Regions from separate parts of the Homo sapiens genome. Here region 2 is linked to region 1. A link is a contact called in ENCODE Hi-C or POLR2A ChIA-PET data. All regions are on one chromosome and are shown on one strand. Each heading gives the region's core, a stretch centred on a gene start or an enhancer-like site at or near the end of the contact. The rest is flanking DNA. Distances are from core to core; before and after follow the strand shown. Region 1 holds the start of CTNNBIP1 (catenin beta interacting protein 1). Region 2 holds the start of KIAA2013.

Evidence for each region. Hi-C counts contacts between places; a loop is a spot of excess contacts on that map. ChIA-PET counts read pairs that join two places held with the same protein, here RNA polymerase II (POLR2A). Pooled maps may share reads with other maps.
Region 2: a map of CD8-positive, alpha-beta T cell shows a loop between it and region 1 (7-fold over the local background). The contact joins the promoter of KIAA2013 here to the promoter of CTNNBIP1 in region 1. A Hi-C loop is called at or near these places in 1 of 168 maps with a recorded cell type or tissue (CD8-positive, alpha-beta T cell) and 5 of 50 pooled maps. POLR2A ChIA-PET finds 5 or more read pairs at or near these places in 1 of 52 experiments (Caco-2).

The regions. Positions count from the first base shown.
Region 1 is chr1:9,908,938-9,913,507 of GRCh38, reverse strand. It overlaps CTNNBIP1 (catenin beta interacting protein 1), which reads left to right and starts at 3,239. Exons shown (of 6, transcript NM_020248.3): 1 at 3,239-3,413. RefSeq lists enhancers at 1,298-1,970, 1,971-2,644 and silencers at 2,792-3,391, 3,402-3,461, 3,632-3,691.
Region 2 is chr1:11,923,508-11,927,742 of GRCh38, reverse strand. KIAA2013 reads left to right here and starts at 1,316. Exons shown (of 3, transcript NM_138346.3): 1 at 1,316-2,538. The coding sequence starts at 1,506. RefSeq lists enhancers at 1,097-1,391, 1,046-1,709, 1,710-2,372 and a silencer at 1,392-1,461.

The sequences.
Region 1 (4,570 bases), core at 1,990-4,489:
ATTAGCTGGGCGTGGTGGCGCATGCCTGTAATCCCAGCTACTAGGAAGGCTGAGGCAGGAGAATCACTTGAACACAGGAGGCGGAGGCTGCAGTGAGCCAAGATCACACCACTGCAGTCTAGCCTGGGCGACAATGAGACTTCATCTCAAAAAAAAGAAAGAAAAAAAAGAGAAAAAAAATAGTGTTTTTTTTCTTTTTTTGCTCCAGAAAGCAACTATTTAAAGATACATAATAGGCCAGCATGGTGGCTCACAGCTGTAGTCCCAGCACTTTGGGAGGCTGAGGCCAACAGATCACTTGAGGTCAGGAGTTCGAGACCAGCCTGGCCAACATGGTGAAGCCCCGTCTCTACTAAAAATACAAAAAATTAGCTGGGCATGGTGGCGGGTGCCTGTAATCCCAGCTACTCAGGAGGCTGAGCAGGAGAATCACTTGAATCCAGGAGGTGGAGGTTTCAGTGAGCCAAGATTGCACCACTGTGCTCCAGCCTGGGCAACAGACTGAGACCCCATCTCAAAAAAAAGAAAAAAAAGATACCTAATATATGTTCTGGGACCACACGGAGGCCCTCTCCAGAGCTGAAAGGAGAAAATATCGAACCATAAATGCAGTGAGAGAAGAGTAAGGAGGAGAAGGCTGATAGCCCTGGGGGTCGGAGGCGGGGAGTAGGAGTGGCTGGCCGGCCGATGGAAGGGAAAGTCCTGGATGGAGTATTTACACATTCAGTTTGTTCCTGCAGTAATATTTGTGGATACAGGTATTGTGCTTGGTGGCATGGTCCTTGCCCTCCTGGAGTTTATAGCCATGCTGTGGGACTAGGGCTAGCATCCATTAAGAGGTCTCCCGGAAGTAGACCAAGTATTCAGGCAGGTGAAGTGGGGAGAAATCGGAAAAGAGCCATTGAGGCCAAGGGAACAGCGCAATCAGAAGACCTGAAGCACAAAAGAGCTCCCTGTGATCAAGGAACAGGCACAAGGCCCATATGTGGCTAGAGCCCAGTTGGCAAAAGTGGTTCAAGATCAGGCTGTAGCCAGATCCTGTAAGGCCTTGTTGCCACACTAAGGACTTTGAACTTCCTCGTGAAAATGAAGAGAAGTCGTTGAATAGCGCAGGTCTGACAAGATTTTAAGAAGTTTCCTTTAGTTGCTGTGTGGGCAGTGAATGGGGGCGTAAGGAGAGCCTAAAGGAGAGACTGCTTGAAGGGTTATTGCAGGAGTCAAGGTGATAGCTGGTGGCAGGTTAAACTGGGAAAGAGGGGTAGAGATGGTAGGAGGTGGAGAGATTAAGGACACCATTTAGAATTGGAAACAACATGGACTGGAAATGAAGAATAAAGGAAAGAGTGGTGTCAACGGTACAATTTAAGTGTCTGGTGTAAGCAACTGGGTAGAGAGTGGTGCCAGTTACTGAAGGTGGGGACACTGTAGGAGAAACCCACTTGGGGACCAATTTTTTTTTTTTTTTTTTTTTCAGACAGAGTTTCGCTCTTGTTGCCCAGGCTGGAGTGCAATGGCGCAATCTCGGCTCACTGCACCCTCGCCTCCCGGGTTCAAGCGATTTTCCTGCCTCAGTCTCCTGAGTAGCTGGGATTACAGGCATGCGCCACCACGCCCGGCTAATTTTTGTATTTTTAGTAGAGACGGGGTTTCTTCATGTTGGTCAGGCTGGTCTCCAACTCCCGACCTCAGGTGATCTGTCTGCCTTGGCCTCCCAAAGTGCTGAGATTACAGGCATGAGCCACTGCGCCCGGCCGGGGACCTATTAAGTATGAAAAAGTGTGAGCAGGCCGGGTGCGGTGTCTCAGGCCTGTAATCCTAGCATTTTGGGAGGCCGAGGCGGGCAGACCACTTGGGGTCAGAAGTTGGAGACCAGCCTGGCCAACATAGAGAAAACCCGTCTCTACTAAAAATACAAAAATTAGCCGGGGCGCATGCCGGTAATCCCATCTACTCAGGAGGCTGAGGCAGGAGAATCGCTTGAACCCGGGAAGCGGAGGTTGCGGTGAGCCAAGATCGCGCCACTGCACCTGAGCCTGGGCGACAGAGCGAGACTCCCTCTCAAAAACAAAAAAACCCCCCAAATGAGTAAAGAGTAATGTGGATATTATATTATAAACGAACAAACAAAAAAGGACTTCGTATTCTTTTTGCATAGGGAAGGGGAAGAAATGTGGAGTGGAAGAGGATGGTACAGAAAAGGTGTAAAAAGAAAGGCTGTGGGAGGAGTAGGGTAGGAGGGCTTCTGAACTGGGGTTAGTGTCACACTGTGTAACTGATAATTTAAACTGCTGAAAATGAGACCACACTTAAAGATACAGGTCCCTTTAAAAGGAAGGCGGATGTTAAAAGCAATTTGCATTTTACCTAAAATGGGCTGCTTCTCCCTGTACCCTCTCCAAATACAGCCAGACTTTCTGTAGAAACATTTTAATCATGGGCACCCTTCCCCCGAAAAATCCACTCACTACCAGTACACACGACCTTCTGAGTTTAATGGACCTACGGAGGCCCATCCCTGGGCTCTCTGGGCTAGGTTAATCCCAGGTTAGGCCCCAAGCTCAGAGGTAGCAACGTTCCCAGCTCAACGACGCAGGAAGACCACGCCTCTAAATGTTCTGCAACCTCGTCCATTTCAGAATTTTCCGGGGTTCTGGGTAAACTGGCCTCACCAAGGATTCTGCCCCGTCTTGTTGCTCCCGTTTTTAAACACAGACCGGTGTGTGGGAGAGGCCATTATTTTTCCGGAACACTGTGCTCCTGGAGCAGATAGGGACACGCAGAGTGGCTTTACCGCAGCGCCAGCTTCAGCCTTACCCGGCTCCTCCTCCAGGCCACCGCCTCCTCCTCGCGCCCAACCCGCCTTCCCTGCTCACCCCCGGCCCGCTCCTCCCCTTTGCTCTCAGCGCGGACTCGGCCACTCACTACCGGCGCCGTGTTCCACCCGCCCACCGCATGGCCCCGTCCCTATGTCGCTGGTCTCGCCCCCTTCCAGGAGGGCCCAATGAGCGTTCACATGCGCCACAAGGCCCCGCCCCGCACCGCGCAGCCCCGCCCACAGGCTGAGTTAACCAATTCGCGGCCCCGGGCCCCGCCCCGCCCGCAGGCCCCGCCCCGGCGCCCGGCCCCACGCGCCCGCCTCCCTCCGGGGCGTTGCCGCCGCCGCGCCTCAGCAGCCCGCGCGGAGCCAGATGCCGCCCCCTCCGCCGGTCCCTCCCCCGGCGGCCTGGCGCCTCCCTCCCTCCCCACCGCGGTGACTCTCGGAGCGGGAGGCGGAGGCTGAGGCGGCCGCTCCTGCTGCTGCTACTGCCGCCGCCGCAGCGGCTGCTCGGGCTGAGCACGCCCCGGAACAGGCCGCCGCGCGCTGCGCGCCGGACCCGCTGCCCCTGCCGGCCCGGCCGGGTCGGGCGGCCCAGGTAAGCGCCGAGGCCGGGCCGCGCCTGCACCGCCCGGGCCCGCGCCGCGCCGCGCCGGGGCTTGGGGGAGCGGCCAGCCCTTTGTCTGCCGGGGAGGGGCCGCGGAGAGCGCCCCCGACCCCGCTCGGACCCCTGACTGCCCCAGCGGCGCGGCGCCCTGGTCTGGGCCTGGCCGCCTCTCGCCGCAGACCACCTCCCGCCTCCCTGACTCTTCGCCCGGGGGTCGCCTCCACAGGTGTCCGCGCCGCCCACCTTGTTGCTCACCTCACCGCGTCCGGGTGCCTGTCATCGCCCGTCCGCCCTCCCGACCTCTGGGCCCCTGCCTCTTCCCTCACCTGCGCCCACTCTGAGACTCTTACTCTCCATATTTCCCCAAACTAAACGCTGGGCCGCCCTTCCTCCCTCTGTAGTTTGATTGAACTGTCGTCTCCCGATTCCACCCCTCCCCGGTGAGCCTTCCTGGAAGGTACCTGGTGGGGGCACATATCTCACCTGGATGGCGGGCGTGTATGCACGAACCTGCAAAATTAACCACCTGGAGCCCCAAACTGCACCTCTCACCTCCTTTTCATCACCCCACCCCAACCACCTTCCTTTTTTTGGAACCTGGTAACCGAGACACTCAGGTCTGGACACCCAGCCTCTGCTAGGCCCTCCATCCCTCCCTCTGCCTTGTGAGCTGAACTTGTCTGAGCAGTGCCTGTTGTCAGGTTAGCCCCTGGGAAGGCGGCGGGGGCCGTGTTGGCCGCAAATCAAGAGTTTTATGAATAATGAGACGTGTGGCTTGCACCACCTCCTGTCTGAGGATCTCAGTATGCTCCAGCTGTGAATTATTTTGTCTCCTGTCACTCACAGAACTGAGAGGAACATGTCTGGCCAACTGCTGGGTAAATTGAGGTACAGGGTGTGTGGGTAAGGGACCTGGAGGCAAGTCATGGTTTGTCTTGAAGTTCTGTTCGCAGGAGCCTTGGCTCTTAGCTCCCTGCTACAACCACTGGGCTCCAGTTCCTGGAGTGTGTCCCCAAGTGATAACTGATCTCTTGTGCCATTAAAATGTCCAGAGATACCAGCAGCTTCCTCAGATTTAAAGTAGGACTTTGGATCATAAATAAAGGTGCGGGCTGTTAAATGCCAATGTGTCATTCACGGTTTGCTGG
Region 2 (4,235 bases), core at 67-2,566, 2.0 Mb before region 1:
CGTGCCTCAGTCTCTCAAGTAGCTGGGATTACAGGCGCCCACCACCACGCCCAGCTAATTTTTGCATTTTTATTTTTTTATTTTTATTTATTTATTTTTTTTTTTTTGAGACAGAGTCTCCCTCTGTCACCCAGGCTGGAGTGCAGTGGCGCGATCTTGGCTCACTGCAAGCACCGCCTCCCGGGTTCACGCCATTCTCCTGCCTCAGCCTCCCGAGTAGCTGGGACTACAGGCGCCTGCCACCACGCCTGGCTAATTTTTTATATTTTTAGTAGAGACAGGGTTTCACCGTGTTAGCCAGGATGGTCTCGATCTCCTGATCTCGTGATCTGGCGGCCTCGGCCTCCCAAAATGCTGGGATTACAGGCGTGAGCCACCGTGCCCAGCCTAATTTTTGTATTTTTAGTAGAGACAGGTTTTCACCATGTTGGTCAGGCTGGTTTCGAACTCCTGACCTCAAGTGATTTGCCCATCTCAGCCTCCTAAAGTGCTGGAATTACAGACGTGAGCCACCACTCCTGGCCTCTGGTGGTTCCCCTTCCCCTCCTCCTCCCTTTTCCTTTCTTCTTCTTTCTTCCTCTTCTTCTCTCTCCTTTTTTTTTCCTCCACTTTTTCGTATTGTTCCAAGTGTTTTTTTGCAGTGAGGATAGTCTTTTTTTTTTTTTTTTTTTTTGAGACAGAGTCTCACTCTGTCGCCCAGGCTGGAGTGCAGTGGCGTGATCTCGGCTCACTGCAAGCCTGCAACCTCCGCCTCACGGGTTCAAGCAGTTCTCCTACCTCAGCCTCCTGAGGAGCAGGGATTACAGGCATGCGCCACCACGCCCGGCTAGTTTTTGTATTTTTAGTAGAGATGGGGTTTCACCATGTTGGTCAGGCTGGTCTCAAACTGCTGACCTCGTGATCCGCCCGCCTTGGCCTCCCAAAGTGCTGGGATTACAGGCGTGAGCCACCGCGCGCGGCGAGAGGATGGTCATTTTTACAGAAACAAAGTTGTTGTGTGTGTGTGTGTGTATGTTTTTAAATTTTGGGGCTGTTGAATCCATCAGTAGCAAAGGGGCCCAACACGTGTTCGGTTTGGCTGGCTCGATGTTTTTTTCACGAGTGAATTGGATGCTTCCAGTCCTCCCCAGACCCCTGCACTTAACTCCACTGGACTTCACTCTTCCGGCCTGGGAACGAGTGGTCCCGCCCCCGGCAGCTTTTGTCCCGCCCTCGCCGTGGCTCCGCCCCCTTCTCTCCGGCCTGCTCTCTCTCCTCCCTCCGCCCTCCCGTTTTCCATCTGTCGTAAAAGACACGGCGACGCTTGACCGCCGGCGTCGTTTGACGGCTGGAGGCCACCGAGAAGAAGGAGGAAGCAGGGGTGGCGGCTGCTGCGGCGGTTGCGGCGGGGGCCGGGGTGGGCGCCGCGGTCCGGGCCGGGCAGTGAGGCGCGGGCGGCCGGGCCGGTGGGCTGGGCGGCGGGCCCGGCGGCCGCCCTCGCACCCTTGCCCGCGCCTGGCGGCCCGATGTGGCTGCAGCAGCGGCTCAAGGGGCTGCCGGGACTGCTGTCGAGCAGCTGGGCCCGCCGCCTCCTCTGCCTGCTTGGCCTCCTGCTGCTGCTTCTGTGGTTTGGGGGGTCCGGCGCGCGGCGGGCGGCGGGCGGCCTGCACCTGCTGCCCTGGTCCCGCGGTGAGCCGGGCGCCGCCGAGCCGTCTGCCTGCCTGGAGGCGGCCACCCGCGCCTGGCGCGGCCTGCGGGAGCGCGGTGAGGTGGTACCGCTGGGTCCTGGAGTGCCGGCCCTGGTGGCCAACGGCTTCCTGGCCCTGGACGTGGCTGCCAATCGGCTGTGGGTGACTCCCGGGGAGCGGGAGCCCGCCGTGGCGCCGGACTTTGTGCCCTTCGTGCAGCTGCGCCCGCTGAGCGCGCTGGCTGAAGCTGGAGAGGCGGTGCTGCTGCTGCGGGAGGGGCTTCTGCGCCGCGTGCGTTGCCTGCAGCTGGGGTCCCCAGGTCCTGGCCCCGTGGCCGCCGGCCCCGGGCCCGCCTCCGTCTCTGGCCTTGCCGCGGGGTCCGGCCGCGACTGCGTGCTGCTGCAAGAGGACTTTCTGGCGCACAGGGGCCGACCCCACGTCTACCTGCAGCGCATCCAGCTCAACAACCCCACGGAGCGCGTGGCCGCGCTGCAGACTGTGGGGCCCACTGCCGGCCCAGCCCCCAAGGCCTTCACCAGTACCCTGGAGAAGGTCGGAGACCATCAGTTCCTCCTCTACTCAGGCCGGTCCCCGCCTACGCCCACTGGGTTGGTGCACCTGGTGGTGGTGGCCGCCAAGAAGCTGGTGAACCGCCTCCAAGTGGCTCCCAAGACGCAGCTGGATGAGACGGTGCTGTGGGTGGTGCACGTCTCTGGCCCCATTAACCCCCAGGTGCTCAAAAGCAAAGCAGCCAAGGAGCTCAAGGCGCTGCAGGACTTGGCACGGAAGGAAATGCTGGAGCTCTTGGACATGCCAGCGGCGGAGCTGCTTCAAGACCACCAGCTCCTCTGGGCTCAGCTCTTCAGCCCAGGTGAGTCCTGGCCAGCGCTTGGTCCACCCTAGATATGTCCCTCCCAAGTCTGCAGAGGTGACACTGAAGGTGATGGTGGGGTGGTTGAAACTTGGGCTTGGCGTTTCACCAGTGGTTGAATCTGCTCAACTGCTTAGTGTCTGTGCGACCTTTGGATTCGTCGCCTAATCTCTCTGGGCCTGTATTTAATAACAATAACGCCTACCTCAGAAGGTTTTTATGAGACTGTAGTGGACAATTGAGTGTAAAGGTCAATTCTTTCTGTTACTTGTTTTGGTAGATGGGGCCTGATGTGAGCAGAGTGAAGTGTTTTAGAGTCAGTTTGCAGAGGTGAAACCAGCAGGTGGATCCCCTGATTCTTTGCTCAGCACCGCAGTCGGCCTGGTGACAGACGTGGGCTTCTTGACATAACCCCTGCTAGGCTGAGGTGCGTCCTGGCAGTTGTGGCTGCAACTGGTTCACAGGGAGGTTGGAGAATCCCTTTTAGCAGGTTGAGATGCTCCCGCCCGATGAAAACTCTCCTCTCGTTGACTGTTAAAGAAAAGAAAATCCTGTTCTGGATGAGAGAGGGGTTTTGGTTTCCAGGGTTCCAATTGTCTGAACCTTTGTGTTTGGTTGCTCAGAGAGTTGAGTTCATTCAGCAAGTATCTATTGAATGCTTCTGCCAGGGCTGTTCTATGCATGGGGGGGTGCAGATGGGAACCAGAGTTCCTGTTCTCATGGTGCTTGCTTAAATTCTGGTTGGGAGGAAGACAGACATTAGAAAAGTGAAAATTAAAATTAAAATAAGGCATCTTTTTAGGCTAGAATGTGCTGGCTGGGCGCGGTGGCTCACGCTGTAATCCCAGCACTTTGGGAGGCTGAGGCAGGTGGATCACCTGAGGTCAGGAGTTCAAGCCAACCTGGCCAACGTGGCGAAACCTTGTCTCTACTAAAAATACAAAACTTAACCTGACCTCATGATCCGTCCACCTTGGCCTCCCAAAGTGCTGGGATTACAGGCGTGAGCCACCGCGCCCGGCGAGAGGATGGTCATCTTCACAGAAACAAAGTTGTGTGTGTGTATGTTTTTAAATCTTAGGGCTGTTGAATCCATCAGTAGCAAAGGGGCCCAGCACGTGTTTATTCAGCAAGTGTCTATTGAATGCTTCTGCCAGGGCTGTTTTAGGCATGGGTGGTGGCCTGCACCTGTAGTCCCAGCTACTCAAAGGCTGAGACGGGAGAATCACTTGAACCCGGGAGGCGGAGGCTGTAGTAACCTGAGATCGTTCCACTGCACTCAAGCCTGGGCAACACAGTGAGACTCTGTCTCAATAAACAAATAAATACATACATACATAAAGCTACAAGACTGGAGAGAGAAAGGACAGAGAGGAGAAGTGGCCTGAGACTGGCCTCAGCACTGGTGACTGATCTGGCGCAGGATGTCTGACCATAGGGTTGGTGCCAAGTCCTGGCTAAGTCTGTGTTCCTCTGGGCTCTGGCACCAGGCCCCGCTGCTTTTTAACAGGATTCTAGATTTCAGGCCCACAGGCTCAAGTTGGTCGTGTAAACAAGACAGGCTGACTTTCTTCTATACTTTAGGGAGATGGGCACCACTGTCTTTATCATTAAGGCACAACACCTCACTCTTCTGCTGCCCTTGGTCTTTATTTCGTATGCTCTGCCTCCCAGCTGTCCTTCCCCCTTAACATGCC